Linked DNA regions of Mus musculus: region 1 is linked to region 2. Evidence: chromatin contacts called from ENCODE Hi-C or POLR2A ChIA-PET data. All regions are on one chromosome and are shown on one strand. Each heading gives the region's core, a stretch centred on a gene start or an enhancer-like site at or near the end of the contact. The rest is flanking DNA. Distances are from core to core; before and after follow the strand shown. Region 1 holds the start of Cdc37l1 (cell division cycle 37-like 1). Region 2 holds the start of Rfx3 (regulatory factor X, 3 (influences HLA class II expression)).

Evidence for each region. A loop is a pair of places that touch in the nucleus more often than their neighbours do. ChIA-PET counts read pairs that join two places held with the same protein, here RNA polymerase II (POLR2A).
Region 1: a map of gastrocnemius shows a loop between it and region 2 (9-fold over the local background). The contact joins the promoter of Cdc37l1 here to the promoter of Rfx3 in region 2. A Hi-C loop is called at or near these places in 1 of 37 maps with a recorded cell type or tissue (gastrocnemius). POLR2A ChIA-PET finds 5 or more read pairs at or near these places in 1 of 5 experiments (embryonic stem cell).

What each region holds. Positions count from the first base shown.
Region 1 is chr19:28,988,440-28,994,377 of GRCm38, forward strand. Cdc37l1 (cell division cycle 37-like 1) reads left to right here and starts at 1,928. Exons shown (of 7, transcript NM_025950.4): 1 at 1,928-2,230. The coding sequence starts at 2,099.
Region 2 is chr19:28,009,412-28,015,180 of GRCm38, forward strand. Rfx3 (regulatory factor X, 3 (influences HLA class II expression)) reads right to left here and starts at 1,755. Exons shown (of 17, transcript NM_011265.3): 1 at 1,561-1,755.

The DNA of each region.
Region 1 (5,938 bases), core at 678-3,177, 980 kb after region 2:
TATGGGTGTTCTATAAACAATGATCAAATATCCTGTAACAATCAGCACAATACGGGAAGGCTAAATAGAAATTAAGACCTTTAGAATTTTCCATTCCTGGCCTTAGCCACCAAAGTGATTATTACACTTCTTCTATCTCTTCCAAGATTTTTGTGAAAGTATCTTTTATTCTCCTGAATAATTGTCATCTCTGAGGCTTACTGCCATCTGTTAACCCAAACCTAGTCCTGGAAGCTTCTAGCCTCCACACAATCTAATCTAAGATGAGAATGTTTTCAGCCTCTGAGACTTGCTGCTGAGAAAGCTCACTCTTTCTAGTTCTTTCTGAGCAGTGGCTGGCTGGTTCAGGTCAGTTGTTCTGGCTCAAACACTTCTTCAAGCTAACTGACTCAATTTGACTTCTCTTTCAACCTCTGACTCTTTTGCTCTGCTGGGCCTCTAACTCTGGCAATATGCTCTAATTTTCTAGCTTGCTCTTTCTCTGCCCTGCTCCTTAAAACAAACAAACAAAAACAAAGCAAAACAAAACAAATAAACCATAACTTCTCACTTTACATAATCTAATTCTGTAATTTGGTTTCTTTAACCCAGTGAGTGCCCCTTCTGTGTAGCCCAGGTTGGTGGTGAACTTGAGAATCCTCATGTCTCAGCCTTTCCCAGGATTACAGACTTGTTCATTTCAGAGATATTTCCACATCAGCACGCTGAGATCTACTCTTCCATTGCTTCTACTTACTTATTTTTAGCTTTCTTTTACCACCCCAAAACTGTCTTTGTATTAGATTCCGCTGTAAAAATACTGTTGGGTATTTTCCTGATCATGAAAGAGCTGAACTGAAGCACATAGGCTTTTCATGTCATCCCTCTTCCTTAAATGTTACACAGCATGCTTAACAGCATTTTTCTCATCTATCGCTCGACCATTAGGATTAACGAGCCTTTAGCGTTTGCCAGTCAGGGCTAAGGCAGATGACTCAGTAGGTAAAAATGGTAGCTGAGCAAGCATGAGGACGGTAGTTCAAATACCCAACAAACCTGCACCTCTAATCCTAGCTCTAAATGGGCTGAGACAGAAGGCTTGGTGTCAGTTCTCTGAGCTCAGCGAGAAGAAACCTTGTCTCAAGGGAATGCTGTGAAAAATAACAGAGCAGGAGAACTGATGTGGTCCTCTGGCCTACCCTTGTGAACCTCACGCCCCCACACACCCCTACCTACAGTTTGCCAATCAATCAAAGCTTGAAAGACTGATAGTCTGTCGTCTTATCTGATTGCGAATAGACAACAAGCTAAATTGTTAAACGTGCGGGTTGTGAAGTTAGACTTTCCTAGTTCCTAGGTGTCTGTTTCCCTCTCCCTGGTCCTAGAAACTAAAATCAGGGCCTTGCCTGTGTTAGTTAAATGAGCACTCTACTGCCAGGGTACATTCCCAATCTTTGAGTTTTTCGCTTAAAATGTGTTCTCGGGCTATGGTGGGTCATTTTGTCTCAAAAAGAAAAGGGACAGTGAGTACTCGGATCTTCACGATTCTAAAAAGACACGAGGAACGGAAAGCCCTCTGATACGTCTACTACTTGTCTCAATTCTTTACAAATGTGCTTGCCCCAGTATTTTATTTTTAGTGTCCTCCTCCGCTGTAGCAGGGTTTGGAGAACAGTCTTGTCGCGGGTAATTTGAAGTTAAAGGAAAGTTGGCTGTGCTTTCTAAATCGGTCCCCCTCGACTCCGACTTAGATTGCTCTACACGAAGGAGCTTTTGAAATAGAAGAGGGACAAGTCAGAACACCCTTTGAACGCCCGGATCCGAACCTGCAGAAACCCTAGTTAGCTTTCCCGGACTTAAACTCCAGACTTTGCTTCTTCGTCCAGACGTGGCCACGCCCGGTCACGCCCCCGGAAATGACGTCCCGGCCGGCTACTTCTTCTTCCGCAGTCCGCCGGCGGCACAGTCCAGGCCTGCTCCGGGGGTGCATCGGCTTCGCCAGGGGCAGAGGGATTCTGGGTAACGACCGTGGCCGGCCGGGCGGCTGGCTCCGCCCAGCAGGTTCCACTCACGCCAGGGCCGTTGGCGCTGGCGGTTGCCGGGCCCGGACCAGTGGGACATGGAGCAGCCGTGGCCGCCACCGGGCCCCTGGAGCTTCCCGAGGACTGGCGGGGAAACCGAGGAGGAGAGTGACTTAGACGTGTCCCCCTCTTCGTCCCACTACTCTCCGGTACCGGACGGCGGCGCCCAGGTGAGAGCGGCCTGCGTTCTGCCGGGGGCGGGGGATGGGAAATGTCTGCGGGCATCGCGGGGGAGCCTGATGCCAAGCCACAGCTCTGGCAGCATCTTCCGCGAGAAAAGGAGGCGATCACGCGCGCATTCCCGACCTCCACGTCCACGCACACTTGTCCCTGCACCGGGGCTGGTTGCCCCTCACCTTTGCGAGAGGTTCCTCCTCCCCCTCTCTGCTGCTGTCTGCGTGGAGCTTTGGGGGCCGCTCAAGTGTATAACATTGACCCTTTGTCCTCTGGTGCGTGCTTTCATCCGAGCCTTTATTACGAGCTCCAGCTACTTTGTGCACAGTTGATAGGAACAGAGAGTGATTGTACTTCTAAAATAGTACACCGAGTCCTGACATAAACATCTCACGTGCTCTTTGCCGCGCTGACATCTCAGCAAATTCTGTAAGCCTTGCCTTTGACGCTGGCACACACCTCCGTTTCTATCATTGGTCCTTTACTGTATTCATAGTTTGATTCCGCGTCAGCCTCCGGTGAAAACATACAGCCACCGAATTGGCTTTCAGGCTTCTTCCCGAAGTTTCTGATACTACATGTGTTTTTCAACCCAGCTTTCTTGCCTCGGAAACTGTCAAGTGTTATATGCCAGTTATGGCTTTTATAGGGGTGCTGTGCTATGCTGCGAACATCACCTTCTCCCGACTTTTCACCTGGGTGTGTTTTGAACCAGATTTCAAAAGCATAGACTGAACACTAATCTTTTCAATGAAATTGATTGTAGGTGTCTGATTTCCAGGCGTTTTTGCAAAAATGTGGTCCAATATTATAATAGCTTTTCTTAAAGATGACTGGTTTAAATTGTCTGCCCGCAAGTCAGTCAGCTGAGTTGATTGGGCTCACCCACAGTATGCTGTTTCATAACCACAGACTATGGTCAGCCAACTAGTCATAGGGAAAGTAAGGCAAAATGAGAATTGATGGGTCAGTAGTCACCTAGTTACGGATCACTAGTATCATCTGTGTATACTTAGTATTGCAGAGGGAGAAAACGAAAAGTTGCTGGTGTCAATTTGGACAGGCAAGGGGAAACTGCCTCAATTTCAGTGCACTGTGGTTGACTCGAAGAAGTAATCCAAGAAACCCAACATTTTAAAACGATTTTACCTGTGCATTTGTTTAGGTGATGGGGTTTAAGAAGGCTTCTATTGCCTTCACTAAAGGAGATCTCCCAGGGTCATTTAGTTAGACAGTGCAGGGTCCCCACTAGAACTCATGACTCCCAGTCCGGTGTTCTTTTCAGGACGCTTCTGCACTGCCTATCCAGAGAAATACTATAGCATTTTATTTGGATGAGAAGGCTTTTAAATGGTGATAAAATTTACACAGTCATTACTTCTAAGAACATATAATTATTACAAGCCTACTTGTATGTTTTGCTAGCTTTAGGACTTAAATTGGGGGGGACATTAGAATATTTAAAAAAAAATAAAATGTTTAATCAATCAACAGGATTTTAAAAATTCATCTTAAATTACTGGCTTAATTTTTACCAAATATGAGAGACAGAGAGCTATCTCAATATAACATGATGTGTGAAAAGGCAAGCCAGAATTTGAGGACTTCAAAAAAGATGGTTGTATTTTTTTAAAGATTTATTTTATTTATATGAGTACACTGTAGCTGTCTTCAGACAGACCAGTAGAGGGCTTCAGATCTCATTACAGATGGTTGTGAGCCACCATGTGGTTGCTGGGAATTCAACTCAGGACCTCTGGAAGAGCAGTCAGTGTTCTTAACTGCTGAGCCATCTCTCCAGCCCGCTTGTATCTTTTTTTAAATTAAATTTTCATACAATATATTTGCATCTTGTTTTCCACTCTCCCAACTCCTCCCAGATCCTCCCCAAATCTCCTCATCTCACATTATGTTCTCCCTCTCTTAAAACAAACTACCCAAATGAAATCAAAATAAACAAGCAAAAGACTAGTAAGACTAAATAAATACAATTTTAGAATAATTAAAAAGGCTAAAATGGAGCAAAAAGTCCACAAAAACACCACAGAGTTCATTCTGTGTTGGCTAGCTACTGCTCAGCATGGCACTGCCCGCCCTGGAATGGGGGCGATGGAACTCAGTGATTTCCCCTTTCTAGCAGGTACCAACTGCACACTGCTTCTTGGTTAGGAGTGGGCCTGTGCCCACTTAGCCCTCTCAGTGCTGGGATCCAGTGTGGCTGCTGTTTGAGAGCTTTTGATGTGAAGCTGCTCCAGTAGACTTGAACCATCATAGTTTCTTTGCGGAGTTTTTGTTTACTAAAATTATGGCCTTTTAAACTTTTATATGATCACAGAATAAAATAAGACTTGATATGGGCTCAGAATGCAGCTCTGTGGAGAATGCGTGCCTAACATGGGTTCACGTCCCTGGGTTGCTTCTTTTTCTTAAAGACCCAATAGTATACTTAGTCATCTCTGTCCATGTTGGACTGTATGACCAAATGGTATGATAGTCTATGGGGAATAATTTAAATATACATAATTTTGGTAGTTGGCTTGATTTGAGAAATATTTGCTTTTGTATAATTAGGGCAAGATCCTGCACCCCACTTCTAATAATTGCCTTTATTGGTATAACTTTGTTTTTTACAAATTGTTTTACAGCTTCATTTTTCTCCTTTTACTGGCTTTCTCCCCATTTCCCCCACCCCCCTTGACATAAAAGTTTCTCTGTGTAGCCCAGCTATCCACTCTGTAGATGAAGCTGACCTTGAACTGACAGAGATCTGCCTGCCTCTGCATCCCAAGTGCCGGAATTAAAGGTGTGCAACAGCATTGATAATTTTTCTTTTAATTTAATTATTTTATGTATATGAGAATTTTGCTTGTGTGCATGTGTGTGCATCCCATGCATTCCTGACACCTGCCAAGGTCAAAAGAGGTCGTTGGATGTCCTGGAGTTGCAGACAATTGTGAGTCACCATATAGGTGCTGGAGATGGAGCCCAGGTCCTCCTCAGGAGTAACAAATGAGCTCAACCACTGAGCCAGCTCTCCAACATCTTCATTTTCTAGTGTATCAAGAAGTAAAAATAAATGTTTTACTTGTCGTTTAGAGACATGGCAGTATATGGGCTTGAAACCCAAATAACTACTAAATAAGGAAACAGGAGAGCAATGTCCACAGACAGCCAGTAGAAATCTCAAATGTGCTAGAAAACTCAGGTTTACTCCCTGTGCCAGAACAGTTTGTTACTAAATTCTAACTCCTTACAAAGCTTGGAATCAGGGAAAATAAGTATATATTAATGTTAAAAACAGCAGTATAGCAATGTGTATACCTTGGGTTTGGAGAGAGTGGATAAGAACAGGCTTGGGATCGGGCAGGGATCGGATAGAGGACAGAGTGTTATCAGTGAAAAGGGATAATCGGGTTCTGAGGGTGGGAAGAATAAGCCAGTAAGTAAAACTGACGGGAACTAAAGGGTCTGTGCTTTATAATAATAGACTCTCGGAAAAAGCATGACTGCCCCCTCTTTTTGAAGCATCATTCTAGTAGTGAATGGCTAATGAAGACCAAAAGGTATGATTATATTTATACAGTTGAGATGTAAATGAATAAAGGCTCTAATAATGATACAGTTCTGGCAACAGATTAAGAACAGTGATTCTTAGTAAGTAGTATGAAGTACATTTAACCAAGAAATCCTTAAAAAATGCCCTC
Region 2 (5,769 bases), core at 505-3,004:
GATAACCTATTAATTGTTATGCTGAAAATGAGCAAATTAAGGATCTGCAAAGCCAGGTTCTAATCAAGACGATACTACTTCATAACTGGTAAGTATTCAGATCTACAAGGGCAACTATTTCCTCTAAAGAAACACTTTAAAAGGAAGTTTTTTTTTTCTTCTGAACAGGTTTAAATCATTGTCCAAAGAAAACCAAAAAGTCAACAAAAAAGAATATGTTAAGTACACACATGCCTAGATCTTAACAGCCACAAAGAAAGTGAAATATACACACGTTTCAAGTTGAGAAGCTTCATACATTCTTTATGAACAACTTGACTTCAATTTCAACTCTCCAAGGGAAAGGAATAGAGATGAAGATGGGAGAAGGAAAAAAAAAAAAAAAAAAACTCTCAAAGTACCATAACTGTCACAAATAGCGTTGTGAACTGAGTTCTCACAAAGCTTCCTTATATCCTTTTCCTGTTCATCACAGACAAAGTCTAAACCACAATGAAAATTGTTAACACTCTCCTGTGGGGAGGGAGGTGCATCAAAGTGAAACAGAACCTCAGGACTACCCCTCCCATCTCCACATGAAGGATAAAGCGCTGTCAGTAGCCACTAACCAAAGTAGCACAGATGCCCTGCATCCGGTTTAAATCACAAGCACACACACACACACACACACACACACACACAAACCCGAAAAGGGGAGGGGGGAGAGAGAGAGAGGAGAGGGAGAGGAGACAGAGGAGAGACAAGAGAGGAAAGAGGAGAGAAGAGAAACAGAGAAACAGACTTAAAAAAAAAATCTCTCAAGAGCAGCAGAGGCCCCCTAGTTTCAATGTGTGTGCAAATGGGGGGAAGGGGGGAGAAGACTGCTGAATGGATATTAAGACTGTTTGCAGCACAAAGAAAAATACAGTTTTAAAAGAAAAAAAAAAAAAAAGAATCCCGTGAGGCCAGTGATGGTCAAATAAGTGCAGTCCGTTCAGCAGCAGGCACAGAGGGGCCGAAACGAAGGGAGCGGGCTTCGGGAAAAGTTCACCGAGGTACCAGGATAAAAATAACAAAACCCCCAACAAGGCCCCGCAAGTGAACAACAACCACCACAGCGCAGCACCTTTTGGGGACCCCCCCTGCTCACTGCTGTCTATTTCGATTTGGAAAGCAGCAGCCACCAGGCAGCTTTGCAAAGCAGCGAATTAAAGAAAGAGAGAGGGAGAAAGCGAGCCCCTTCTCTCCACCTGCCCCTCCTCCTGGGCGCCCGCGGACCTGGGGGGGACGCTCCAACACCCGCGACGGACAGCGGCGGCTTCCTAGCCCGCTCGCCCCGCAGCCCCGGCTCCCGCTCCATCCCCGAGCGCCGAGGCCGGGCGGGCAGGCGCGCGGCGCCCACACCCCCGAGCCCGCCGCGCGCGGGTCCATTGTAAACAAGCCCCCGGGACCGAGCCCCTCAAGCGGCCGCAGCCGGTGTCAGGAGGGAGACCCCGCACAGCCACGCTCGCTCGCACACACGAACACACGCACGGACACACACGCTCCCACACACATGTAGAGAGACCGAAGAATATTCACCTTGGCTGTGGATTATTGTGGTGTTGTTGGTGGGTGATGGAGATGGTGGTGGTGGGGAGGAGGAGGAGGAGGAAGAGGAGGAGGAGGAGGAGAGGAGTAGTTGTTGTTGATGGGTAACAGTCGCCAGGACTACGGTGACTATGGCGCTTGATTCACAAGGCAACGGTTGCTATAACTCACAAAAGAGAGAGAGAGGGAGAGAGAGAGGGAGCGAGGGAGAGGGAGACACTCGCGCGGGGAGGGGCGGGGGGGAGGGAGGAGGGGAGAGGGCGGGCCCGAGAGCGCCGGAAGAAGCGGCTTCGGCGCCGTGACTGACAGCTCGGAGCCCGGGCGGGGGGCTGCGGTCGGGATTCCGACGTCGGTTTTTCCCCCGAGGTGCGCTTTAAGACTTGGCGGGCCCGGGGTCAGGGCGAGTCTGCCTGGAGGAACGGGACGGAGGACGCCGGGGAAAGCTGAGGGTCTGGAGGCGAGGGCTACTTTCCGTCAAAGGAGCCCCGCCTGCCTCTGCCGCCAGCTCTGTGCCCAGCCGCCCCGCAGCCGCGAGAGGAAAAGCGCGAAGCCAGGGGAGGGGGAGTGACGACGGAGCCAACACTGTGTGAGACGCGCGCTACCGCGGAGGCAGACCCCACTTTGAAGAGCGGGCTCCACCCCGGGGCGTACGTCATTTCCTGGGCGGCCCCAGCTAATATCCCGGATGTGCTGCGCTCCTCCCCTCTCTCTCCTCTCTTCCCCCCGCCCCGCTCAGGTTTTTTTTTTTTTTTTTTTTTTTTCTCCCCTCCCTCTCCGTGGTCGCCAGTGTGGTGTTTCCCGGTCGGTCGTTTATGCCTCGCGGGTGATCCCTTTCCCAGACTCTCTGCGGCCGGCGCGGGCCTCCAGGGTCTCGGCTTTGCCCTCCCCTCCATCGAATTCCGCTTTCTCGCGCCTCCCGAGGCCGCGGGGTCCTGAGGAGCGCGGGCGGCGGGGTGTGAGCGGTGCTCCCGCCGCCATCTTAGGGAGCGAGAGCCTGGGCGCGCGAACGGTGACCCATCTCGCTCGGCGCGGCCGCTACCTCCCTGCGGAACCGAGACGCCAAGTTAGCACCCTGCAGGACCGGGAGGAAGTGCCAAGGGGAAGGGAATTCGAGCTTTCCGAGGATGAGGGTCCCTACAGGGGTGGGTTAGACCTTTCAGAGTAGCCCTCGGTAGGTCCTTAAGGGGCTCTACCCTTTCAGAGTTGACGGGATGGATCCCAGCTAGACCAATCGCCCTATTAGCTGGCATCGGTTTCTTAACAGCCTGGGGGTAGCTTGTTCTTGAGCTGTGTTGGACACGGGAACGGCTTCTGTCCATGGAGAACATTATTAGCACACAACCTGGCACCTCAAACTCGAGTTGATAAGGCACAGCTTCTGAAACCTCATGGTTCAAGCATATTCGTCCAATTCTCCTCATACTGGAGTCCAGCAGGCACGTGCCCCCAGGCCCGCCAATACCCAAAATCTCCCAACATTTGCAGCTAAGCAGCTTATCCAAGACAATAACATACTGGAAGTAGAGCCTTAAGAAGTCAGTTCTCCTCTTGAGGCTTAATTTTTGCACCGGCACATGAGGGATTTGGGCCAGCATGAGTTCCCTGTTAAAATAAGGCTGAGCTCTCTTTCTGTGCCCCAGACCTTGTGCTAAGTGTTTTACATACATTATCTCATTTAATCCTGACACCTGTTCTATTGGATACATAATATTCTCATTTTAGGGAAAACAAGCCGTCATTTTATCTTGCCTCTCTGTGCCATGAAATGCTAGGTAAAAGACATTTTAGAAACCAACTATTAGAACAATAGATTTAGCAGTAATACTGTAAGCTTTGATAATTTCATAGTTATAATGAGTTCTATTCTTGGTTATAAGTTATAATATAGTAGTTAATAAGAGAAAGAGAAAAAAAAAAAAAAAAAAACAAGCCAAGGACTAAAGTTAAAACAGGTCGTGGTGATAGCCAAAAATGACACCGTGGTACCCAACAGCAGTTAAAACTCTTCACGATTGGAATAGTCCTTTTGCAACGTTTACAGATCAAGTCCTCAGGAAAACGTTTGGGACTGCTGACTGGCACCTCAAGGCTCTGAAGAGCTTTGCTGGCGCAGCCCTATTGTCTGTTAGGTTCCCCATCTCCCCACTGTCAGCTGTTGCTCCTTACCGCTGTCAGTGAGCACCATTCTATTATTCCCCCCACCCTTTTAATTTACTGCTTTTAATCTGCACGAAAGGAAACCACATAATGAAGCTTGGGCAAAACTGTCTCAAGGGTATAAATAGATACTTTGAGGCAGTGTCCTTTAGGAAGAGTGTGACCTTTGCGCTTAGAACATTGTAACGTCAGTTTCAAGCAATTTAGAGACTTCTTTATTCCTAGCTTCTGGTACCATCTTTTTATACTCTCAGGATGCATACTTTTATTTGCATGAATTCTTACTAAGTCAGGATATTCTCCCTTTTATGACAATTGGAGGTATGTCTTTTAGTTCTAGTAAGGTTAATATATAAATTTCAGTGTTGCCATTATACTAATTCAAAACACCAAGCTACAATGCAAGCAATAGAATGCAAAGCATGATAGATTATATATGCATACATATATCAAATCCTTTTGCTACTCAGTAGTTCTGACAGGAACTCTTTTCAGCTCATTTTTACAGCTGTGTGGTTGTATCTTCATATGTATCATACAGGTAGATCAGAAATAACTTTTTAGGGAGCCTTAGGAAACACGCAGCATGGTCTTAACAGCTATTGCTTTTTACAATGAAAAATATAATCGTCATTCAAAAAGGTATTTTACATTCCTTGACAATGCAATAAATTGTCAATGCAACAGCTTTTTGCTGTATTCCAGAAATGATGCAGACATAGTTATCTGTACAATGCTCAGTTGTTCTGTGAATTTTAGTTGTTTCCTTTAAACTTTGTTTCCACTGTAAGGTTGTAGTGATTGTGAGAGGCATAGATGAACACATTTGTGTCTAAACCACTTGAAGAAAAGAAGCCCTGATTACCTATGTATATACTGTACAAATTGCTATAGCATATTATTAAGGGTAAATTTTCAACATCATCGATTAGGATATTTCCTCCTATGGACACCTACCACATATTCAAGAACTAATGAAGAATTCCAACGTCATGCGTAAAAGAAAGCAAAATATGTATGCAAAGATAAAATACTGACATCCCATGACATTGCTTCAAAAAAAAAAAGTGGAGTTTTGAAAACGTATGCTATAGCTTACAAAGCAGAAATTGCCCTGCTTTAAAATCTTCCATTAGACTACATGTTTTCTTCAGTTGAGACACACAACAGAATCTTATTCTCAAATGTGAAATGAAGTTTTCCTTTCTGCTATGTTTTCCTAAGTGCTTATGATATGCCCACTGCTACTGAATCATGATTGCTAATTGATGTTTCTGGATCTGAGATTCAGTGGACATGTGATAAATACCAAAAGTGACAAGAGAGACCCAAGTGATTCAGACACTTTCTAACTGTCTTCTGGGGTACCCCACTGAAAGCATGCTTTGATTCTGAGAAAAAGTGTTTTGCTAAATTTGTCTTTCTAATTGTGTTTTCATTAAGCACTACAAATCGTCTAATTACTCAGCCATCTTGATATCTGTCTATTATATAAGTATATCTTGAAATTAGACTCTCACCCCAGGGCATAAAGATGATAGTAGAATCATAAATTGACTACCCGTTGCTCAAGACCAAAGTAAAACTATGTATGCATACAGTTCCTCAATTAATTCAGAACATCAATTACAGTATTTGCACCATTAAACCCAAATACCTGGAAACAATCCAAATGTCGGATGTCTATCAGCTAGAGGAGGCACAAACAAGTCGTGATACAGTCAGACAACTGTAATGCAACTGAACAGTTAGAAAGACTATTGATATACAAAAAGGCATGAATACATCACGGGATCATTATGTTCAACAAGAGGGGCCAAGTACAACGTGGGAATCCACTTCGGTGAAATCCATGTTCAGGCAGGGAAGCCTGGTTTTCCATTGTTGGCAGTGACAACAGCATAGGATTCACTGGCAGCAGGTGAGAATGTCTAGGGTGACAGGAATGTCCCACACACTCCTCAGCCACAAGCCATGTGCTATTAAAATTTAATTGGAAGTTAATTTCATGTAAAAGTCATACAGCCACTTTTTAAGTTCTCA